2 separate regions of the Homo sapiens genome follow, and region 1 is linked to region 2. The links are chromatin contacts, found by Hi-C or POLR2A ChIA-PET in ENCODE. All regions are on one chromosome and are shown on one strand. Each heading gives the region's core, a stretch centred on a gene start or an enhancer-like site at or near the end of the contact. The rest is flanking DNA. Distances are from core to core; before and after follow the strand shown. Region 1 overlaps ZSWIM6 (zinc finger SWIM-type containing 6). Region 2 overlaps NDUFAF2 (NADH:ubiquinone oxidoreductase complex assembly factor 2).

Region 1 (5,785 bases), core at 777-3,276, 410 kb after region 2:
TAGTGCTAGAGGATTTAATTAGCCAGCTCACAGGATGCAGTCCCTTTAATTTAGGATTTCCCTTTGAGAAAATTATGGAGTTGAAAAGGAATATGATATTTCATACAAGTTTCCATCTTGGGCCCTTATGTTGTTTGTTCTGCTGATCTGGAAATTGTACATGATTTACATTAAAACTTTTTGTTTTTAATATCGATTATTGTAGTGTGGGGTGTTAGATTATGTGCAATAGTTCTCAGAGTTGGGAAAGGTAAAAGGGTTTTTTTGGGCAATGATTAACTCATCTACTTTACCAGGGTTACATAATCAAGTATTAGTTACTATACATTTAGCTAATGCAGTGGGTTTAGTTAAGCAATGAATACATTATCATGGGAGCATTAACACTTTTGCATTTTTAGACTTGCCTTTAAAAAAATTACAGAAAAACTCCTCACAACCCTTGCCACCCTTTCAGCCATAACATTACATTGCCTTGGTTTCTGCCTTTAATTTCCCTGGGGGTTCTTTTTATTTAGGAAAAGGGTGAAAGATGTATTTGTGTAAGTACTACACCAGTGCTTCTGTTAAATTCTTTTTCAACAAAGAATATGTTACTTGGGTGCCTTGTACACAGGGCGCATATTTTTTTGGAAATAATGTGCCATGAAAGCAGTAGTTTTTAGTGTGCATGTTTATTTCATGTCTGCCAGTTTATTTTAGCTTAGAAATTTCCTAATGCTTTGAGTTTATAACAGTCTTTCAGTTTATAACAGTCTTTCAGTTAACTGAGTGCATATACATAATATGCACAAAATGGCCAACTTTTAGAAATTGTGTATTTTAAAATCCCTTTTTTTTCAGTCTGATATCATGTGTCTCCTTGTTCCCTTTAATATGCAACTAAAATTTAACCTAAGATATGAAAAATATGTTAAGAAAAGCTTAATTTCTTAAGCTTAATTTGGAACGTCAATGAAGAATTAAACATTTGCTTTCTAGAAACCTTAATCTTTGTTAATGTGAAATTAACATAGATGATTTGAATATGTGTTCATGTGTGAGGACTTTGCCCCTTCAGTGTTTCTCTACTGAGTCTTTTTGACCTACTATAAGAGCTAAGTGCAAATAATGCCACATCAATATGGCGTAGAGAAGAGTTCTTTCTTCCGCCTGTTGGCAGTGCATTATAAGAGCAGTTCTTCAACTTTCTGGTATCACTCTTAATAATGGAAGTGCCCATAGCGCTTTTGCTTATGAGAATTATATCTAGTGATATTTACTATGTTTGAAATTAAAAAGAAAAAAATATCTATATCAAATAACAGTAATAAACTCACAACATAATATATCTTTATTAAAAAATCTGCAGTTCTCAAAACAAAATATTTTAGTGAACAGGGTGACATTGTTTTATATTTTTGCAAGCCTATTTAATGTCTGTATCAAAAGAGAGCTGGACTTTGCTGTCTGTCTCTGTATTCAGTTTGTAATGATACTGGAATGTGATATCATTACATTACACATTGCGTACTAATGTGATACTGGAAAACTAAACATACATTAATGAAGAAGATTTTAAAGGGTTAATAATGTCTAGATGTAAGTATTTTTTAAAATATTGATCTTGTGGACCCTCTCAAAGAGACTTAGGGACCTCTTAGGGGTCCCAGGACCATACATTGAGAATCATTGCATTATAACATTTTAGAATCCTATAGTTACTAGAAAAGATTCTCCCCTAATACTTTCTAGTTTCTCTCTGTATGAAAGTAACACTCTTTTACAAAATCAACTATTTGTGAGTTGACAGAACTTAATAGGAAAATGGGGAAAGAGAGCTGGGTTGAGTAAAGGTATAAGTAACTCTTTGAAATACTTTGGTTTTGCCATCAAATAGCAGTGATTCTTCTACTATTGTCTGACTCACTTAACTGAGACATTCTCAGTGATCCCTCTCATTTTCCAAGCCACCTCCACGGGCTAGACCCCTCCTCCCCTCAAGATTCCAGTAGCTTAGAAAAAGAAAGTGTTATGGGTGAAAGGGAATGTGTCCACACCCCTCCCCTGTTTCTCCAGCTGGGAAGGGAAGGAAAGGGAAATAAAATTTAATGAGCACTTTTACTATGTGCCAGGTGCTTTACATATGTTATTTCATTTTAATTCCCCAAACAACCCTAGGAGGTATTTCTAGCCACATTTTGCACACAAATAAAGCAAGATTCAGAGAGGTTAAATATTTAATATAAGATATGTAGCATTTAAGTGGCAGAACCTGATCCAAACCAAAGTCTATTCCCAAGGACTATACAACACCGTGCCTTGGTTTGTGGTTTGTTTTTCTTCAGTTCCTGCAGATTAAAAATGGGGATTCTAACATTTTATTGGGTTCTGTGACAGCATGATGATAAAACAGTTTGACTGCTCTGTGAAGCTCTTGTGGAATTAACTGTCTTTCACAGATTATGTTTTATAAAGTCAAATAAATATTTTAAGAAAAGGTTTATATAATTTATGTTTTAGTTCTACAGTTAATTATCTGTGTTTTTCCACAGAGCGCAGGATTGTCCCTTTTTGTATGCTCAATTCTGTTATATAGAACAGCTAACTATCCTAGAGGAAGATTCTGCATTTGCAGCCCTAAAACAGCTGGTCATCATAGTTTGTCAAAACTCCGGAAAGGCAAAATCAATTCTCAGGAACATTATTTTGTCTTGAAACAAAACCTAAGAGGTATGACCAGCAGGGGGATGTTTTACAGCCTTCTTGGGATTATTGAGGGAGGAACAGTGTCCTTGTTTGTCCTGTGGGTTCTCAGGTATGATTTAGGATCCACAGAGAATGAGTTGGTAGAATTTCAAAGAAGATTTCTCAAATTGGAGAGGCCAAAATACACCACTATACAAGGCTGAAGTAGGCTTGGTTGAATTCCTGCATATTGACTGAGTCAATGTATTGCATAGTCTTATAAAGTAATATACCAGCTGCCCTTTATGTGTATATGTATAATTTTCTGTATTTAAGGTAAAACTTCTCTACTTTAGCATGCTCACCTAAAGGTAAGGGGAACCCCCAGCCCCCGCCCGCCAAACAAAACAAAACGAATAGGCCTCAGAGCATTAAATAGCTGCCACAAAGCTAGTCAAATTAGAGATGGCATTAACTGAGGAAAAGAAGTTTCTATAAAGAAAGTTAGCAGTATAGGAGAGGAGTCATCCTGGTAGCTGATGGTGAAGAAAGGTAACAAAAAGAGCCAACTTTAAAAATACTGCCATCTGCAGTTATCTGTTAGAGTTCTTCCTCATTCAGTAACACCCTAAATGGTCTCCTGATTAGGCGGGCAGAGTAGAATTTGTGACATTTAGAAATATTTCTGTCAAAAATGGTTGAAATTTTTTGGGCATTTGAAAGATAATCTAGAATTACTTGGAAAATGAACATTCATAAAACACCGTAATCTTTGATGATCTCAGAATAATGAGTGTTATGCTGTAAGACATGTATATGTTTATTTGTGCCTTCACATTTCTCTTGGAATTTAAATTGTTTTGGAGGTCACAATATTTTATAGTTTGCTTTTTAAAAAACTTTACAAGAATAGTAAATTTTAAGTAACAAAACTGTATAATATGTGGGATCCCTTCTGCATAATTGTATAATGTCAAGATTCAATATACTTCTTTTCTGACTTGTACTGTATAACTCATGTGAATAAAGCAGGTCATTTTTGCAGAAACCATTTGAGGGCTTCACCAGTTTTTATAAGGCCTCCCCCCAACCTTTTTTTTTTAGACAGAGTCTCACTCTGTCGCCCAGGCTGGAGTGCAGTGGTGCAATCTTGGCTCACTGGCTCACTGCAAGCTCCGCCTCCCGGGTTCACGCCATTCTTCTGCCTCAGCTCCCCGAGTAGCTGGGACTACAAATGCCTGCCCCCATGCCTGGCTGATTTTTTGTATTTTTAGTAGAGACGGGGTTTCAGCGTGTTAGCCAGGATGGTCTCGATCTCCTGACCTCGTGATCCGCCTGCCTCGGCCTCCCAAAGTGCTGGGATTACAGGCATGAGCCACCACTCCTGGCCAATAGTTAAATCAGTCTTTTTTGAAGCATCTGTTATCTCCTGGTAGACTCTTTAAATACTAACTGGTTTAACGCTTGGATCCTTAATTGTCTTGGCTTTGCCTGTAATTAGAATAGTTCTCCATCTTCAAGGTGTGGGGATGGGGAAAAAGTTATCTCCAATATCACTTTTGCAGAGAGACAAAGACATTGAGTTGGTTGGTGAAGAGAGATGTGATAGTGTTAAGTGGGAAGAGACTGATTTTATAAATGGTCAGTTTAGGATAACTGTTTTCCTATTAAGATAACCGGTTTCCCCGTGCAAGTACATATATGACAGGTGGAAAACAGAGTTTGCCTTGAACTAAATGTACAGAATGTGCTTGGGAACTTTCCAGACTCTCTCTTATGCTCCCTTGGTAATTTTTTTGTCTTGATCTGTGCTGTCCCATGAGTTTTTAATTATTATAGGTTTATAGTACATCTGCATATATTACAGCAAGACTGCCCTCATTATTCTTCATTTTTGAGATTTGCTGGGGTGTTTACTTTTTCATGTGACTTTTTCTTCATCGGAACATAGATATTTAAAAATTTTAGAATATATACTATGTACTCTTTCTTTAATTGTGGTTTTTCAGAAAAAGTTGTTGATTAAAAGAGATAAAGGAGACTGGAATATCCATTCTGAAACAGTGAGAATATTTGTGAAAAAAAAACCAAAGATTATTATATGACAGTTCTCAAAATTTCTTATCGTGAAGCAGTAATAGTGACTTGTTTTTAGGGAATGCTCTTTTTTCATTGTTTCATTGGATAAAGATTATTGCAGCACCTTTCTCCTTTTACTAAATGTTGCTGACTAAGAATGATCAAGGTGAAATTATATTACCTCTGAAAGATTTCTTAGGAGTAGCATTTCTTTCAACTGTCTGGCCTGGGTGGACTCTGCATGGGAAGACAGTAAGTGGGGTTCAGATGTCCTGTGTGTAAACTCTTACCATTGTCTGGCCATCATTCTTGAGTTTTACATCTGCAGCTCCATGTGCACCACCCGTTCCAGAGTCCCCACATGGTAGCAATCCTTTTCTTTGTGAATGAAGGGGAACTGGAAGAAACAGTGGCTAGCTAGATGAATTTTATTAAAGTAGCATCAATAGAGGAAGACTGGGAGAGAGCCCAGGGCTTCACTGTGTAGCATTCAAGTTTCTGTCAGGTACCTGAAATCCTGAGGTCAGTCTGAGTCGTGGAGGTTCCCAAAACTATATTCTTCTTACTCCCTTCAGGCTTATCCTTGGCCACTGAATATGGCTTTGAGAGAGAGAGAGAGGGTGGAACTGAATGGATGCTCCCCCTTACCACCCACCCCAATTTAGGATAGCCTTCCTATGCAATGTAGGGAAAGAGAGCATGGAGGAGTTGTCCTCTGGCCAAGCTGGTCAGGACTACCTGGTGGGCACTGGTGGTGGAAGGCAGTTTGCAGTTGATAGTAAGCTGTAGCTAGTGCTATCCAAGGGGGATTGGCCCCCAGGGCAGGGTGAGTGCCTCATGTGTGGACCATTATAGGCAGCAAAATGGCCATTGGTCATGGAGCTCATAGAGCAAGGGTCCCTCAACCCTGGGCCGTGGACCAGTACCAGTGGCATTAGATTCTCATAGGAGCACAAACCCTATTTGGAATTGTGCATGTGAGGGATCTAGGTTGCATGCTCCTTATGAGAATCTAATGCCTGATGATCTGAGGTGGAAC
Region 2 (5,743 bases), core at 1,970-4,469:
TATACATATATATAAATACACACATACACAATGAAAATTATATATACACAAATTATGCAATTTAAATTATACACACACACACACACACACACACACACACAGTCTGACATGTATAGTCTGATGAGGGACACTTGGGTTGTTTCCATCTTTTGGCCCTCCGAAAGTTGAAGAATTATCACAATTTTGGCCATTGTGAATAATGCTGCAATGCACATGGACATACAAATATCTTTTCGAGACTCTGCTTTCAATTCTTTTGGTTATATACCCAGAAATGGAATTGCTGGATAAAGTGGTAATACTATTATATATATATTTTTTTTGAGGAACTGCCATAATGTTTGCCTTACTACATTATTTTACATTCCCACCAACAGTGCACAAGGGTTCCAGTTTCTTTACAACCTCGACAACACTTGTTATTTTGTTATTCTGGGGTTTTTGTAGAAAGGATAGTAGCCATCTTACTGGTTGTGAGGTGGAGTAGTGTATTTTAAATTCAACTTTAACCTAGAGAAAATTATGATGGAAATGATGATGAAATGTACAATCTCATTTACAGATTATGGCCAAAGTCTAAATTTGAATACTGTGCTGACTGACCCTTTTCTACTCTATTGTTGCGCAAATGATACTCTTCAAGGAAGGATTATGGCAGCCTGAGAAATCAGGAAAGCATGGCTTGGAACTGGCCAAAACAAAATCCAGCAAGATCTCTTTGAAGGTGGTATTTAAAAAAAAAATCATAAAATTTATGCACTTTGAACCTTGTACAGAATACAGCTGTCCTCAGACTAGAACTACTGACTTGGTGTAGTAGGTAAGGTGAAGGATTTAGCAAGTTCAGTTTTCCTTTCATTACCAATTTATTTCCTTAATTTTCTACATGTAAAAGATTGGAAAAGGGCTGACAGACAGTAGTCAGCAGTAACACTAATTGACAATAAGAAATATCTTCATTATTGCAAGGTGGAAGAATCATTTAAAAGTCAAAAAGTCACAGTAGGACACTATTTTAACATAGTGGACTATGTTGTGTTTATAATTAGCATGTGATCCAAAGAGAAAGTGAGTACACAAAGGATGTTTAGTTCACTAAGGCAGGAAAAAAAGAACTCTAAAGTATTTTTAAATTCTTTTCATTAAAACAATCAGACTGAGAATATTTGCTTTTCAAAGGAATTGGCTTCATTTATCTAAAAAATGCTATCATATGGATTAGCTGATTTTCCAGTGACGCAGAAAAGATGACATATGGTACAGAGTAGCATATATTCAAGTGTCCAAAAATATTCTCATAATCTTTCCCATGTAAAATCCAATTGTTCTCTTAATTTTAATTTTCTAGAATGATGCTTCTAATCTCCATTAGCCTCCTCTTTTGCCCACCTAACTGCTATTTGATAGATACCTCTCACAGAAAGTTTCCCATTTCTCTTTACTTCACAATTCTGGGTTCCTTATTTTTCCTGTGTGGTATCACAGCACACAGCATTTTCTTTCTTGTACTTATCGCTCTCTATTGCAGTCAATCTGTGTTCCTAACCATCTGACCCCTGAGACCACCAGTGTGTCCCAGATCAGTAATAGCCAAAGAGACAAAGTTGTTATCATGCTGAGAATTGTATATAGCATACATCTTGGTATGCCTCCAGGAATGTGAGGCCATTAGGTTGTCAGATATGAGTCATAGTGGGAAAAATATTAGGGTCATTGAACCAGAGTGTGAACAACTTGAGCCTTCTTTCTTTTTCTCCCACATATAGCAGTGTTTGACCTAGGCATTAGTATAAACACTAAAGTGAAGAGTTTGGATTTTTGCTGTATTAAAAAAAATGCATTGTAGAATTGAGTTTTGTATAGGGATGGTGTTAGAATTGTGGTACAATAAAACTATTATAAGATCATTCTCTTCCTTCTTCCAGAAAGGATGTAAGATTGAAGACTCAAAGATAGAGGCATAAAATTGCAGTGAAAGGAGGAATGTAAAGTCAGGGTGGGGAAAAAGTAGAACCAGATATGAGGCACTAATATAAACTCTGATTAGCTATGCATTTTCTAAGAGTGGACTCAAATGCAATTCTGACCTTTGTAGCAACCAACTCAAAAAGGAGAAACCTTTAAGTCAGAACCTCACAATGGCTCTGAGGTCAATCAAACAACTACTTAGAGAAGTATAACTATTTTTTCTTTTCCAAAAATAAAGTAGCTTTATTTTGCTTTCATTCGAAAAACAATATGTTACTTATTTTAAAAAAATCAAGCAATAAAGTACAAAATCTTATATAATTACCCCACTAGAGCACTTGTGGTCATACCCCTAAGCTTCTTGGTAGTCAGTCCAGAAAAGGAAACAGTTGGTCGCACAACTCATACTGCTCAATTTATATTCCAAACAGTATGAGAGCTTGTTAATTTTCCTACACTCTTAATAACACTGGGTCTGTGTTGTTAATCTTTCCTGGTCCTATAAGAGAAAAATTATATTTGTTATTTTCTCTTTTTTTCTTTTGAGACGGAGTCTTGCTCTGTCGCCCAGGCTGGAGTGCAGTGGTGCGTTCTCTGCTTACTGCAAGCTCCGCCTCCCGGGTTCTCGCCATTCTCTTGCCTCAGCCTCCCGAGTAGCTGGAACTACAGGCGCCCGCCACCATGCCCGGCTAATTTTTTGTATTTTTAGTAGAGATGGGGTTTCACCGTGTTAGCCAGGATGGTCTCGATCTCCTGACCTCGTGATCCGCCCGCCTCGGCCTCCCAAAGTGCTGGGATTATAGGCGTGAACCACTGCGACTGGCATATTTGTTATTTTCTATTATCCTTAATACTAATGTCTGATGTGACTTTTTCTATGGTTTTTATAAGTAGACACTAATGTAATGAACAAGTATTCTTGATAACATACTTTGATTAATTTGATAAGTTTTTTTCTGGAGTATTATAATAACACTGAATTATGGGTAATGGTATTTCACCAGGTTTTTAATTCAGTAAAACCAGTTTTTCTGGGGCGAATATGATAGTGTTCGTTATTCAACCTTTTTGTTGATTTGGCTTTATTCAGGAACATATTTGTGGTAGAGACCACTAGCTTCCTACCAAAATCACTTTTTCCTTCTTCGTGGATACACAAACTACCTTTAGCAGCTCCATTTGAAATTAAGTGTGCTATGTGACTAAGTTTTCTCTAGTGCATTGTAAATGAAACAGATGTGAGTCACTTCATTGGCATGAGCCATAAAAATCTCCATTATGTGTTCCTGGGTGCTCTTTTTCTTTCTGACTAAATGAAATGGCAGTGTTCAGGGAAGCCTTAGAAGTCATGTGTTGAAAATGACTGAGTAGCCATCAGCCTGGATCTTTGAATGACTGCATGGAAAGAACTGCATGGCCTACCTGAACATTCACCCAGCACTGTTGCATAAGAAACAAATACACTTCTAATTATTTAAACTACGTAGTTTTTTAGAGTCTGTTTGTTACTGCAGCTTAGCCAATCCCAATTAATACAATATTTTAGAAAATATAACTGAACAGAAATTGAGCTAGATTCAAATGATCCATGTCATCAGGATATGCACCATCTCCATAACATGACTCTGAATTGGTTTCATTCATAGATAGATTTTCTCCACATAGTAGAATAGATGGCCCAGCAATCACAGGTCTTACATGGTCTTTATAGCTTATGATCATAGAAGCTGAGAAAGTATCTTTTCCTGGAAGCACCAGCAAAAGTTCTAGGAAGACTCTTCATTGGCCCAGCAGGGGTCATGTACCCATCCCTGAAATAGTTTCTGTGGCTAAAAGGATAGAATACCATGGGTCAAATTTGGTTAACATTCCTACCTCTAAGTAGAAGGGTGATAGTCCCACACAACCCCATGGACAAAGTAGGATCATATGGAATGGAGTAGTTTCCTAAAGAAACAATAAAGAATAGACATCAGAATACAATATGGTTAGGTTTTTAAAATTAATATAGACATGAAATGAGAGGGACCTGGATGAAGGTCTTGGTGTGGATATAAAGGGAAATATTGAAATAAAATATATTTTGTTGAAAGTTTGCATTGTCAGGGAGGGAAATAGTAGAAAAAACAACTGAACTTTAAAAAACAATTAAAAATTTTAATTTTGGTAAAAAATAAAACATATGAGGTGGTAGGATCACTTGAGGCCAGGATCAAGACCAGTCTGGGCAACATCACGAGACCCCATCTCTACAAAAAATTTAAAACTTAGCTGGGCACGTTGGCATGTGCCTGTAGTCCTAGCTACTCCAGAGGCTGAGGTGGGAGGATTTTTAGAGCCCAGGAGTTCAAGGCTGTAGTGAGTCATGATCACACCACTGTACTCATTCCTGGGTGACAGAGTGAGACTATGTCTCTAGAAAAAACAAAAATAAAATAAAAATATAACATCTTAAGCAGTTTGAAGTGTACAGTTCAATATTTTTAAATATATTCACATTGTAAAAACAACTGTAGTTTTTGAATTAGGAAATGAGTAAAGTAATAGTCCTATCAAAATATTTGAGAGATTTGAAAGGAAATGCAGTTCAGGCCTGGGAGAGGTGGGTGTCATAAACACTGATCAAGCAGGCCAGACCATAGGTTTCCAAGTCCTAGGGAGCCAATAGAATAGTCCTGGGCAGGTGATTTGTGAGACAGGAGTAGCTAACAGTGAGGAAAATGGTCTACACCTGGGCAGTTGACGTCACCATTAGACCAAATCTCAGTAGCATTCAGTAACGATTTCTAGAACTGAGATACAGGGCAAAATCCAAGGAACAAAACCCCCTTGCTACTTAATTGGTACCAGCAACAAAAGTGACTTCATATTGACAGACTGACTTGGGATATCTTACATGTTCCTCTGCTTCAATGCAAAATTCCCACAGGTAGGAACTTATAGGCCTTACTCATAAAGATCAGACAATTTCAGGGACTAGATGCTAAGCTCAGTATTACAGGAAGATACAGAACTCTGTGTAGCAGAAGTATAAAGACATACAAGTAGAGAGCATTGCTTTAAACAAAAGTTTATGACTGGAGCTCATTGAGTGGTTAGAGTTATAGATGTAATCCTGTTAGTTTCCATCGCTGAGATAAAGTTAAAATAATGAGAGCTGTTCTCTCATGTGTCATTAGTATAACTTTAAGGGGTCACTGCAAAGTAGGAATGGACCTTATTGTTATCAACAAATATTTGAGTGTTTCATTATATGTAGTGTAAGATTTAAATTTCACAAGACAAGGAGATGTATATTAACTCTTAAGAAGAGGAAAATATATATAGTATTGCTTTGTTTTAGCATTCTATTCCTTTATTTACCATGTATGCCACTACAGAAGACTTTATACTTTTATATGTTTTAATAATATGGCAAGTTTCCCAACTTACAAATCAGTTGAATCCTAAAAATTCCATGTATGTAGCTTGTTGAAATTCAACACATTTTAAAATAGAAATTGTGTTGTAAATTGTAGTTCTGTTTCCAGAATAATTCACAAATTGCTTTTAATTCACAATTCATCTTCATTGCTTCATATTAGCAAACATTGATTAGCAGTGAAATCAAGTGGTAAAGTAACTCTACAGGTTTTTGAAAGGAGATATGAAAGATAAAAAAGGAGTTGTATGTGTATATGAGAAAAACACTTTTTCAGGTGGGTGTGAGTGAGCTGAAATAAAAAAGGCAGAATAAAAAGCCCAAATTATGCATTATCTTTCTAAAGGTAAGAAA

What was found. A loop is a pair of places that touch in the nucleus more often than their neighbours do. ChIA-PET counts read pairs that join two places held with the same protein, here RNA polymerase II (POLR2A). Pooled maps may share reads with other maps.
Region 1: a loop to region 2 is called in a map of IMR-90, with 2.5 times the contacts of the local background. The contact joins two enhancer-like sites. A Hi-C loop is called at or near these places in 1 of 168 maps with a recorded cell type or tissue (IMR-90), 2 of 37 single-sample maps with no recorded cell type and 5 of 50 pooled maps. POLR2A ChIA-PET finds 5 or more read pairs at or near these places in 1 of 52 experiments (activated T-cell).

The regions. Positions count from the first base shown.
Region 1 is chr5:61,465,950-61,471,734 of GRCh38, forward strand. All of the region lies in intron 1 of ZSWIM6 (zinc finger SWIM-type containing 6), which reads left to right. Among named protein-coding and RNA genes, the nearest start is that of ZSWIM6, 140 kb to the left of the region's middle. Within about 2 kb of position 2,027, at least 2 of the 41 ENCODE cell types and tissues checked have a DNase peak (open chromatin) inside an H3K27ac peak, as active enhancers do.
Region 2 is chr5:61,049,817-61,055,559 of GRCh38, forward strand. All of the region lies in intron 1 of NDUFAF2 (NADH:ubiquinone oxidoreductase complex assembly factor 2), which reads left to right. Among named protein-coding and RNA genes, the nearest start is that of NDUFAF2, 110 kb to the left of the region's middle. Within about 2 kb of position 3,220, at least 6 of the 41 ENCODE cell types and tissues checked have a DNase peak (open chromatin) inside an H3K27ac peak, as active enhancers do.